2 separate regions of the Mus musculus genome follow, and region 2 is linked to region 1. Evidence: chromatin loops called from intact Hi-C (ENCODE). Cell type or tissue: left cerebral cortex. All regions are shown on one strand. Links, peaks and the distances in the headings refer to the core of each region. The heading gives the core; the rest is flanking DNA. Region 1 overlaps Smg1 (SMG1 homolog, phosphatidylinositol 3-kinase-related kinase (C. elegans)). Region 2 has its middle 18 kb from the start of Gm23229.

Region 1 (2,500 bases), core at 1-2,500:
CGCAGAAACGAGCAAGCTACATCTTGCGACTTGATGAGATCAGTCCTTGGTTGGCTGCCATGACTAACACTGAAATTGCACTTCCTGGAGAAGTCTCAGCCAGAGATACTGTGACAATTCACAGTGTGGGTGGAACTATCACCATCTTACCAACTAAAACCAAGCCCAAGAAACTCCTCTTTCTTGGATCAGATGGGAAGAGCTATCCTTATCTTTTCAAAGGTAGAGCTAAAACTAAGTTGTATTTTTTAAGACAAGTGTGTGACTGACTGTTAATGATATGTGCGTGTGTGTCCATGTGAGTGTGCATGCACATTAGGATAAGACTGCTATTGATGAATTCTGTATTTCTTGTGACCTATGTGATTTTGAATGATTGGTTGGCTGTATGTCACAGTGTTTCTCCCTCTGCACCTTGCAAGTACAACTCAGTGTTAATAACTAGTTCTAATACCATTAAATTCAACTTGCTATTGTTCTTAAGTCTGCTTTACTGTGTTCATTGCTAACTGAAAATGTAAGAAGTAGTATAGTCCCTGGTAATTTTGATTTTGTATTCATAGGACTAGAAGATTTGCATCTGGATGAGAGAATCATGCAGTTTTTATCTATTGTGAATACTATGTTTGCTACAATTAACCGGCAGGAAACACCCCGCTTCCATGCACGCCACTATTCTGTAACACCACTGGGAACGAGATCAGGGCTGATCCAGTGGGTGGATGGAGCCACACCATTGTTTGGTCTTTACAAACGATGGCAACAACGGGAAGCTGCCTTACAAGCACAAAAGGTTTGGTAAAACTCAAGTGCACCTGTGTTCTTACTGGACTATGCATGAACAAGTGTGTATCAGGGCATTGTTAGTGACTATGTGAAGTTAAACACATGTACATGTGTCTGGGTTAGAGTAGGCAGAGTTGATGCCCTTACTAAGTGGTGGTGAGGAAACTACTCACGACTTTATTGAAAAGTAGTTTTTTGTTTTTTGTTTTTTTGTTTTTTTGTTTTGTTGTTGTTGTTGTTGTTGTTTTTTTTTTTTTTTTTCGAGACAGGGTTTCTCTGTGTAGCCCTGGCTGTCCTGGAACTCACTCTGTAGACCAGGCTGGCCTTGAACTCAGAAATCCTCCTGCCTCTGCCTGAAAAGTAGTTTTAAAACATATGTAGTTCCTAATAGCTCAGCAATTTGATATTTCCTATCTTAAATGCTCTTAAGAGCTTTTGAGTTAAACTTGTAAATAATAAAATGCTTTGAAATCCAGATTTAATATTCATTATTTAAATAAGAACATTGACTTGTTTGATCAGTACAGTATCCTTTTTTTGTACCTGTGAAATTTATATGTGAAGCCGCAGAACTGCGGAGGAGGCCCAGATCCAGTACATTGCAGGCAGTTACCTCAAGCTGCTGGAGCTTAAAAAGAATCATGCTTTTCTTCTCTTTTTATGTATTTTTGTGGTGGAATCTAATTCCATGGCTCCCCAAATGCTAAGCCTTCCTGTACCTTCAGCCTGGGAAGCTAAGTTTCAAAAGCAAGCACAGGTCTATAGTCAAGTTATCAAAGAATAAGTTAGAGAGCTGGAGGAGCTGTCCCAACATTGTGGAATATGTTTCTTAATAGATTATTTATTTCATATTGAGTAAATCATCAGGGAAGAATCAAAATATGCACTGGTAGATTATGCCTTTAAAAGTGAATTGTGTTATAAAAAATATAGATTGGATTTTATGTTGGACCTCAAGAAAACTTAGAGTCCAATCTTTAAACAAACTCAATCACAAGAAAGAGAAGATAAATAGTCCAGAAGAATTGATTTTTGATTTTCTTTTGTTTTTAAATATAAAATGTAGACAGTTAGGTGGAAAACACTATGAAAAATAAGTTTTTAAAAGTACTTTGTAATCCAACAATAATGGGCTCTTTTGTGTCTCTAAAACCCTACACAGTATTTTAAGGAATTATTATACAGACCAAATCTCATCTGAGCTCAATATAATGCTAGCCTGTGCCTAAAATGGTTATTTTTCCTTCTTCATGTGACCTATGAAAATAAATGAATAATAACTCAAAAAAAGTACTTTGTAGTTTTTGTCTTTCCTTAAGTAAAACTAATCTTTTCTTTTAAAAAATTCTTTTAAGGCCCAAGATTCCTACCAAACTCCTCAGAATCCCAGCATTGTACCTCGTCCTAGTGAACTTTACTATAGTAAAATTGGTCCTGCTTTGAAAACAGTTGGCCTTAGCCTGGATGTGTCAAGGAGGGATTGGCCCCTCCACGTGATGAAGGCAGTGTTGGAGGAGTTAATGGAGGCCACACCCCCAAATCTCCTGGCCAAGGAACTCTGGTCATCTTGCACCACTCCTGATGAGTGGTGGAGAGTCACACAGGTATGCAGCATGTGGGGGGTTAGGTGTCACCAATGCTACCCTGGCTTTGATCAGATTCTCTTTGTTAGTTTTTGTAGTCTTTCTCTTTCCAGACTTTGTAGTTGATTCCT
Region 2 (10,361 bases), core at 4,045-6,544, 140 kb before region 1:
ACCTCCAGGGAGATGCAATGTCTCTGGCCTCCTGGGATGCTTCACTCATGCACATTCCCACACACAAATACACATGCAAACACATTCCTAAAAATGATTTATAAATAAATATTTTCTAAGAAAGAAACTGAACTGAATATAATGCCACACGCCTTTAATCCCAGCACTGGGGAGGCAGAGACAGGAAGATCTCTGAGTTCAAAGCCAACCTAGTCAGCAGAGTGAATTCCAGAACAGCCAGGGCTACAACAAGAAACCCTATCTCAAAAAGAAAGAAAGAAAGAGAGAGAGAGAGAGAGAGAGAGAGAGAGAGAGAGAGAGAGGATGGGAGGGGAGGGGAGGGGAGGGGAGGGGAGGGGAGGGGAGAGGAGAGGAGAGGAGAGGAGAGGAGAGGAGAGGAGAGGAGAGGAGAGGAGAGGAGAGAAGAGAAGAGAAGAGAAGAGAAGAGAAGAGAAGAGAAGAGAAGAGAAGAGAAGAGAAGAGAAGAGAAGAGAAGAGAAAATGTGGTCTCAGCCCTGGCGAGCCTCAGTCTCCTGGAAAATCCTGCTTCCTAAAAAACTAGGCCACGCGCTGGCGTAATGGCTCAGCGGGTAAGAACACTAACTGTTCTTCCAAAGGTCCTGAGTTAAAATCCCAGCAACCACATGGTAGCTCACAACCACCCATAATGAAATCTGAAGCCCTCTTCTGGTGCACAGCTACAGTATATAATAATAAATCTTTGGGCCAGAGAGAGTGGGGTTGACTGGAGGTCCTAAATTCAATTCCCAACAACCACATGAAGGCTCACAACCATCTGTAAAGCTACAGTGTACTCATATACATAGAAATAAATAAAATAAAATAAAAGTCATTATTAAAAAAAAAAACAAAAAACAAAAAACTAGGCCACAGGCTCACACTAACATTTGCTTGGCAACTCTATTTTGTATTCTTTTCCTAATTAACACAAAAACTCTGTCACTCAACTTTTGGTAACTTCTTTCCCTCATCTCTTCTAAAAGACTCTCTTGGGCTGGAGAGATGTCTTAGAGGTTAAAAGCACTGACTGATCTTCCAAGGTCCTGAGTTCAATTCCCAGCAACCACACGGTGGCTCACAACCATCTGTAATGAGATCTGATTCCTTCTTCTGGTGTGTCTGAAGACAACTACAATGTACTCATATAAATAAAATAAATAAATCTTAAAAAAAAATAAAAGATTCTCTTCGGAACAATTAAAATAAACTTTGACACCTGGCAACAGATGATTTGTTTAAAAATAATGCCTTCTAGTTGGGACACGGTCAGTGTTCCAGGCTCTGTCTAGCATGCACAGAGCCCTAGGCTCCACCTGCAGCCCAAACGAAAAGTCATCCAATCATCCCACTTGTAACAGTGCAGCTGCAGCTGCCAGCGGCAGAGTCCCCAGACTCCAGGGAAGCTGAAATGACCCAGGGTGCCCAATGACACCACACACACTCATGCCACACACACTCAGGCCACACACACACACAGCACACTCACACCACACACACACACACACCACTCACACCACACATACACCACTCACACCACATACCACACACACACACACACAACATACACACACACACCACTCACACCACACAAACTCATGCCACATACACCACATACACACCACTCACACCACACAAACTCATGCCACACACACCACACACACACACACAAACCACACACACACACCACTCACACCACACACCACACAAACTCATGTCACACACACCACACACACATACATGTCACACACACACACCACACATACAAACCTCATACACATACCACACACATCCCTTACACACAACAAAACACACACACACACACACACACACACACACCCATAAGATCCAAGGATCATCTCTAGAGAAGAGGCTTCTGGTCAGATGGAATCTCAGAAGCTTTTGTTGTTGTTGTTGTTGTTGTTGTTTTCCTACCAGAGGATGGATTCTCAGATCTCACTCTCAGGAGTAAGACTCACAAGATAAAACTTCATGGTATAACCCAAAAGGTCCGAGTCACCTGGCCCCTCCCCCTCTCTGATTGCCATGTAATGCTCCCCCTGGTTGTGCAATGGTGATTGTCCGCCCATTCTAGCAATTGTTGCCTCCTCCTGGATGCCCTCCTTGTTTTTCCTATGCCTGCTCTCCTGTTTGTCTGTGTTCCCACAGGGCACTCGGAGCACACCACAGGTTCCCTCACTTGAGGCCCATGGCTTATGGGTCTCTCTAGCCTCAGCACCCAGCCCAGCGCTAGGTGGAGCTCAGTGAACATCTTGGGGGAAGAGAGGGAAGAAGAGAGGAAGGTTTCAGCTTTATCATGTCAATAAAATGTGTCCCTTCTGCTGCCAGGAGCCTGCCACGGATAGGCATCGCCAGTGAGGCTGAGGGCATGTGTCGTTGCTCCACTGTAGTCATTTAGAGGAAAGAGAACATAAGTGGCCTTTGATAGGGGATTGGTTAATGAGATGCAAAATGGACACAGCTGTTGGGTAATAGGAAGCAGATCTGGATGTGACCCAGTGGGATGCTGTCCAATGAGTGCTATAAAGAGAGAGGCTGTACTGGGACTGTTGATGTAGCTCATAGTCAAAGCATGTGTTCAGCCTGTGCAAGGCCCTGGCTCCCATTCTCAATACCAAAGGGGGGGTGAGGTGGGGGGAGATGAGCGCCTAACAGTGAGCAAACTGTGACCCCCAAAGGGCTGGAGAGATGGCTCAGTGGTTAAGAGCACTGTCTGCTCTTCCAGAGGTCCTGAGTTCAATTCCACATGGTGGCTCACAGCCACCTAACCTGAGATGAGATAGAGGACTCATGTGACTCCGAGTATGGAATTTAAAAGGGAGGAGCAAGTTGGCCAGCATTGCGATGAAGGTGCTTGCGCCAAGGCTGGCCACCTCCATCTCATTCCTGGAACCCACATGGTAGAAGAACAGAACAGGAGTGATCCCTGGAGTCAAGAGTGGTGGTATTCACCAGCCAGAGCTACCCAATGAGACCTCTATGGAAGAAAGGAGGGAGGGAGAGAGGGAGGGAGGGAGGGAGGGAGGGAGGAAGGGAGGGAGGGACGGAGGGACGGAGGGACGGAGGGACGGAGGGACGGAGGGACAGAGGGAGGTCCAGAATATACTCTCTCAAAGTGCCCTCCATCTCCCATCTATGCACACAGAACACACCTCCCTCACTCCCACAAAATCATTTGAGCAAGTTTTCTGGGATGGGATGGGCACAATACTGGAGATAGAACCTATGATATCATTGTATTGGTGACAAAATACCATGACCAAAGGCAACTTAAGGGTTTATTTTGGCTTACAAGTGCACAGAGACAGTTCCCCAAGGTGGGAAAGCATGTGCCAGCAGCAGGAAACGGGCTGATTACAGTTGGTGCACCTCAAAGCCTGCCCCCAGGGACACCCTTCCTCCAGCTAGACTCCACCTGAAAGGTTCCATAACCGCCTCCAATCAATGCCACCATCGGACGGACCGAGTGGTCAGAGGGGGCCACGTCACATGGAAGTCCCCACATTCATGCAAGCTCAGAGCTGTAAACGCCTGGGCACTAAATAAATGAATGAATGAATGAATGAATAAATAAATAAATAAATAAATAAATGTGTTAACACTTTTAAATAAAATAAGTAACAAGTTGAAGGGGCAGGGGTACAGTATGGTGGCACCCGCTTAGAAACCCAGGGATCAGGAGGCGGCCAGGTCGGAGCTCAAGGTTATCCACAACTACGTAGTAAGTTTGAGGTCATCCTGGGCTACCTGAAACAGCTCAAATAGCAGCGCGCGCGCGTGCGCGCGTGTGTGTGTGTACATAACACAGTTGATTTAGATACCCCTTCTTCCTCCCTGAAGTGCCGCATGCTGAGGCAAACTTTTAACTCCAACTCGGAAGTGGTGGCTTACACCTGTAATCCTAGTGCTCTGGCTGAGGCAGGCAGGATCCCCTCCTTTTCTTCTTTATAAAATGCTTTCTTTTCATTTTATGTGCATTGGTATTCTGCCTGCACGTGTGTCTGTGTGAGGGTGTGAGATCTCCTGGAATTAGAAATACAGACGCTTGTGAACTGCCATGTGGGTGCTGAATTGAACCTGGGTCCCCTGAAGATCAGCCAGTGCCGGTGCTCTTAACCTCTGAACCACCTCTCCAGCCTCCCTTTCTTTTTCTTTTTCTTTTTCTTTTCTTTTTTTTAAATTACATTAGCCTTAGCTATCTGTTAGTTGCATTTGGGGGTAATTCACCTTTTCCTCTGCTGTGGTTGCCTGCGCACAGTGTGGCAGTCTCAAGCTTACCTCAGCCCTGTTTCTTGAAGTAGTTCTAAAATGGCAATTGTCCTTTTTTGTTTTTTAAGATTTATTTATTTATTTATTTATTTTATGTATGTGAGCACACTGTAGCTGTACAGATGGTTGTGAGCCTTCATGTGGTTGTTGGGAATTGAATTTTTAGGACCTCTGCTCACTCCAGTCAACTCTGCTCGCCCAAAGATTTATTATTATATGTAAGTACACTGTAGCTGTCTTCAGACACAGCAGAAGAGGGCGTCAGATCTCATCACGGGTGGTTGTGAGCCACCATGTGGTTGCTGCCCCCCTTTCTTGTTCTTTATCCAAGCAGCCAGCCTGGACACGGTTCCTTTTTTTCTTTCTGTCTTTTTGTTTTGTTTTGTTTTGTTTTGTTTTGTTTTGTTTTTCAAGACAGGGTGTCTCTGTATAGCCCTGGCTGTCCTGGAACTCACTCTGTAGACCAGGCTGGCCTCGAACACAGAAATCCACCTGCCTCTGCCTCCCAAGTGAATTTGGGATTAATGCTGGGATTAAAGGCGTGTGCCACCACTGCCCAGCTTTCTTTCTGGTTTTTTGTTTGTTTGTTTGTTTGTTTGTTTTCCTTCCTTTCATCCCTTTTTTCTTCCATCCTTTCTTTCTTTCCCTCCCTCCCTCTTTCTTTCTTCCTTTCTTTCTTTCTTTCTTTCTTTCTTTCTTTCTTTCTTTCTTGAGACAGGATCTGTCTTTATAGCCTAGACTTGTCTTGAACTCGTGGTCTTTCTTGAGACTGGGGATGTAGCTCAGGTTTTACAGTGCTTGCCTAGCACGCACAAAGCCCTTGTTTCCAACCGGGCCACCCTATGTGTGTGTGTGTGTGTGTGTGTGTGTGTGTACGTGCGCATCGGTCATTTCATCACTGAAGAGGTGAAGATCAGAAGATCGGAGATCAGAACTTCAAGGTCATCCCTCGGATATTTAGAAACTAATAGCTGGGAGATGGTGTCGAGCTCCTTTAATTGCAGCACTTGGGAAGGAGAGGCAGGCAAATCACTGTGAGTTTGAGGCCAGCCTGAAAGAAAGAAAGGAAGGAAGGAAGAAAGAAAGAAAGAAAGAAAGAAAGAAAGAAAGAAAGAAAGAAAGAAAGAAAGAAAGAAAGAAAGAAAGAAAGAAAGAAAGAAAGAAAGAAAAAGTGTGTGTGTTGTCGGGAGCTGGGGGCTTAGTTTGCAGATGGCTTCCTGCATAACTGAAGGCCGGTCTCTCTTGGAAGAGAGCTGTTGCCCGACCTTCCACATATGGCCACTAGAGGACGCGCCGTAGCAGCCGAAGTCGCGAAGGACTTGGATGCTCCCCAGGAAGCATCCTGGGAAAACAAAGCGGTCTTATTTTCAAAAGGCTGAAGAGGCCCCTACAGAGCGCCCACACTTCGTCTCCTCATAAGTAAACAAACTTAATTACAATTTAATTTATTCTGAGTTGTATCAACAATTAAAAAGAAATTACCCTCCCGCTCTATTTTCTTTCTCTTTATTTAAAATAGGTTCCTCCTAACTTGAGCGATTTAATGTGGGGAAACAATTGGATTTTAATGACCTTCTCCTCGGAGCTCTGCCTAGTAGGTGGGTCCTGCCTCTTCCACCTGGCTTTGGTTTACATCTCCCAACATCTTAATATGTCATTTTTGCCTGATGATAGTTAGCCGACTTCCACAGACACGGACAGAAACACGTCCCTCTCCAGCCTCCACAGTTCACTGGTTCAAGCACAAAAGCTACAAAACAGCCCATTTCTGCCCCACCCTTCCCCACTTCTTGTTTGCCTCTCTGCATCCCTGTGGTCCACCATCTGCAAGCCTTTTGGAAGTGACTGTTATGTAAGGAAGGGAATAGAAATAATTAACACTTGATTCAACCGTAGCCTGTGCTTTCTAAGCCACTTTGGGGGAGATGATGCACGAGGTAAACAAAAACCTACGCTGTTCACAATCACCAAAGAGTAGGGTCAGCTCAAATGTCTGCCGAAGACTGCAATGAATAAACAGTGGGAGGCCTGTCTGTGTGCGCGTGCGCATGTGCGTGTCTGTGACCCTGACAGCTCAGAGGTAGGCCCCAGGCACACCTATGAGAGCCTCTGGGAATTGTCTGTGGGAACTGTCCTAAGTTGGCTGATGAGGACACTTCTTGATTGTGATGGAGACCATTCCCTGAGTGGAGATCCTGGACTGTATAAAATAGAGCAAGCCAAGCGCAAGCGTGCGAGCACTAGATCCATGCCTTCTGCTTCTGACTGTGGCTATAAAGAACCAGCTGCTTCAGGCTCCTGACACCTTTCGTCCCCAAAATGATGGATCAGCCGTGGGCGGGAAACTTTTCTCCTTTCAGGTGTTTTTGTAGGAGTTATCAGAGCTACACAAAACAAAGCTAAGACAGGGGAATACTGTTTCACTGAAAAAAAAAGAATATAAAGTGGGGACTGGAGAGATGGCTCAAAGGTTAAGAGCACTGACTATTCTTCCAGAGGTCCTGAGTTCAATTCCCAGCAACCACATGGTAGCTCACAACCATCTAAAATAGGATCCAATGTCCTCTTCTGGTGTGTCTGAAGACAGCAATGGTGTACCCATACACTGTGTGTGTGTGTGTGTGTGTGTGTGTGTGTGTGTGTGTGTGTGTGTGTGTGTGTCTGATATATGCTGCAGAAGAAAAAAAAAAAAAACCAGCCATGAGAGGCTCACCTCATAGTCCTCATTCCGGTAAGATGTCCAGAAGAGGCACCCACAGAAACAAAAGGGACATTAATGGTTTCCTGGGCCTGAGCACAGGGGTAATGGAAAGGGACTGCTTCCTAGGGGGTTTCTTCAGTGTTGAAAATAACCATGGGATTTCAGGAACTGGGCGTCTTCAGCCCCACTGTGTTGTAGAGTTTCCACTTCAGGTATTGATGGCAAGGTCCAGTCCTCAATCTGCTGGGTGCACACTGGAGATAAACCAGTAGATAAAGAGGTGACATATCACGTGAGTCTGAGGTGATGTGGAGACACAAAGTTCTAGTTAGCATTGCCTGCAGAGACTCTGGTCCAGTTCACATGGCCCTGTAGGTCACCTGACTGTTAATTTAGGCTAGCCGCTAGATGGGAAGTTCCAAACGAGCCAGAGCTACATAGTGAAACCTGTCTGGGAGCCAGGGAGAGGCAAATGTTAACGACTGCTAGGCTTTGTCAGGCTAATCATGTGCTCTACCACAGAGCTATCTCCTTAACCCCAAGATCTGTGGCGCTTTGGCTGGGAATGTGGCTCAGTTGGTACCGTGCTTGCTTATGTGCACCAAGTCCTGGACTGCATCCTCCACACCACAGAAACTAGTCATGGTGGCACTCACTTCTAACCCAGCACTTAGGAGGTGGAGACAGGAGGGTCAGAAAGTTTAGGTCATCATAGGCTACACAGTAAATCCAAAGTCAGCCTGAGAGTCACAGATGCTGGGGCTAGCACAGGGTCTCACACTGGGTAAGTGCCACTGAGACACAGCAAACTGAAGGCCTTAGCAAGAGGTCTGTTGGTCATCCTCATGTCTGTCCTTTTCTATTTTATTTTTAAATATTATTTATGTCTTCGGGTGTTTCCCCTAGTACATCACGTGCATGCAGTACCCACGGGGGCCAGAAGAGGGCGATGGATCCCTTAGAATTTCGGTTACAGATGCTTGTGAGAGGCTCTGGGCCTGTTCACGACTTCTGAGACATTGGACCAGTCTGGTGTCCGTCCTTCTTAAGCTTTATAGAAGTTTGAAAATGTTTATAATAAGACAGTAAGCCGGGCGTGGTGGCACACGCCTTTAATCCCAGCACTCGGGAGGCAGAGACAGGTGGATTTCTGAGTTCGAGGCCAGCCTGGTCTACAAAGTGAGTTCCAGGACAGCCAGGGCTACACAGAGAAACCCTGTCTCGGAAAAAAAAAAAAAAAAAAAGACAGTAAGATGGGTTGATCCCTCCCTGAATTTTTTTTTTCCTTATGAAATTCAAAACAGAAACCAAACTGAAAAGCCGGATGGGAAGGAAGATGAACTGCAAAGCACAGGCTTATTGTAAAGAGCCGTGAGACTGTTCTTCGTGAAAGCGTAATGACGTAATGACGCTTGCAGAGCGTGCATCCGTGAAACCCACAGGATGTGTAGACCAAGAGCAACCTGGATGCACTCTACAAACGTCAGTGAATGGCAGCAATGAGCTGATGTCAGCCCGCCAGCTGTCCCTCTCTGCTGGACTGTGGGGGAGTTCAGAGGGAGGGGTGGGCCCACCTGGGAAGCCCCTGTAGTTTCTTTTCCGTTTTCCTGTAAACTTGCTGCTGCTCTTATAAAATCGCTTTCTAAAGTCTATTTAAAAATCTAGTGTATAGTATAGTGGGTCACACCTTAAACCCCAGGATGTGGGCGGTATCGGCAGGCAGATCTCTGTAAGTAGGAGGCCAGCCTGGTCTACAGAGCAAATTCTGGGACAGCCAAGGCTACACAGAGAAACTCTGTCTCAGAAAAACTGAAGAAAAAGAAAATTAGGTTTTTTTATGTGTGTTTGTGTTTTGCATTTACACTACTTTTATGCAATGCCTAGGAAGGAGAAGAAGCCATTGAACCCTGACAATAGAATTACAAATGGTTGTGAGACACTTGGGCAAGCCAGGAGCAAGCCTGGTTCCTCCGCAAGAGTAGTAAGTGTTCTGAAACATCTCTCCAGCTCTGGTAAATTTTTTTCTTTAAAGTTACTGCAGCATACACCCACAGTCTCAGTTACTCTCAGGATTACTTGAGCCCGAGTCTGAGGACAGCCTATGCTACCTAACAAGAACACATCTCACTAGTCTGGAGGTGTGGCTTGTTGAGAGAGTTCACCTTCCAAAGCAGCAAGCCTGGCTTCCATCCCCCGGACTGCCGAAGCCATAATTTACTCTCAGTCGAGATCTAGAGACTTAGTGGAGGGGAAGTGAAAGAAGTATAAAATAACTCTCTCCTTTGGGCCTAATTAACAAATTAAAGGTCTGTGGTTGTTAAATGAGAATATAATGCCCAATTAACAGTGAGAGAACTGTAAAAAGAGTCTTCAGATATGTCCTAAAAATGATGCCTCCAGGGCCGAAGAGATGGCTCGGTAGTCAAGACGCATACTGCTCTTCCAGAGGATCTAAGTTCAGCTCCCACTCCCGACGGTAGGCAGCTCCTAACGCCTGTAATTGCAGCTCCAGAGGTTTCCAGCACCCCCTGCACCTTTTTAGGGTTCAGTTCCCCTGGCTTCTGCTGGCACTGCACTCAAGTGCACATACCCAGCTCTTCTACTGTGACCAAGGTAACTTCTTTTTTTAAACACACCTGACTGCCCTTACAGTTTCAGGAGGTCAGAGTCCACAATGGCTGAGCAAAGGCACAGGAGCAGCTGAGAGCTCGTATCTTGATCTGGAAGTAGGCAGCGAAGAGAGAGCACACTGGAGATGATGGAGTGCCAAGCTGGCGTGGCCCTTGTGGGGACAGAGTGACACTGTTCCTGGGACAGGGCTCTGGTATGAGCCTCTACAGGTGACAATGGCCGCTGTGGGTGTAAGTATGTATAATCATGTACATACTTTCTGGACCCACTAGTGGTGGAGGACTCTTTTCTTCCAAGGAATGTCCTCCCTGTTAATGTCAATGACTCCACGATAATCAGACAGCACAAGTCCAGGAGGCTACGTCTCAGCAAAATAGTAAACACTGGAACCTCCAGGACAGCCCTTAAGGCTTCAGGAAAGAACTCTAAATACATGAGTTCAAAAATATGTAATTTCTCAACTATGCAAGAAATAAGGATGCAGGATGAATGATACAAGGGGCTTCGTGAATCTAAAGGAACCAAAGCAGCTTCTCTGTAAGCCAACTTGTTAGAAAGACACCAAGGAAGGAGATAGAAAGATGTAGGGAGTGGTGATCACAGGAGATCCGCCCAGCTGAGTTTTTTGTTTATGCTTACAAAAGCAGATAGATTCCTCAGTTCATGGTCAGCCTGAGACAGAGCTAAGTTAGGCTCAGGCACGTGAAAATGGTCATTTTAG

Evidence for each region. Peaks named below come from ENCODE experiments on the same cell type or tissue, not always from the same donor. Only the 100,000 strongest peaks of a DNase experiment are listed, where the experiment ranks them.
Region 2: it touches region 1 in a loop (3-fold over the local background); 8 of 42 quality-filtered maps call a loop at or near these places.

What each region holds. Positions count from the first base shown.
Region 1 is chr7:118,157,884-118,160,383 of GRCm38, reverse strand. It overlaps Smg1 (SMG1 homolog, phosphatidylinositol 3-kinase-related kinase (C. elegans)), which reads left to right. Exons shown (of 63, transcript NM_001031814.1): 40 at 1-222; 41 at 564-793; 42 at 2,142-2,390. Among named protein-coding and RNA genes, the nearest start is that of Gm25683, 5.7 kb to the right of the region's middle. In left cerebral cortex, for the core only: no CTCF peak of the experiment used is centred there; DNase peaks (open chromatin) are centred at 68 and 1,381; H3K27ac peaks cover 570 bases.
Region 2 is chr7:118,293,064-118,303,424 of GRCm38, reverse strand. No RefSeq gene overlaps it. Among named protein-coding and RNA genes, the nearest start is that of Gm23229, 18 kb to the right of the region's middle. In left cerebral cortex, for the core only: a CTCF peak has its summit at 5,589 (motif pointing right); DNase peaks (open chromatin) are centred at 5,602 and 6,029.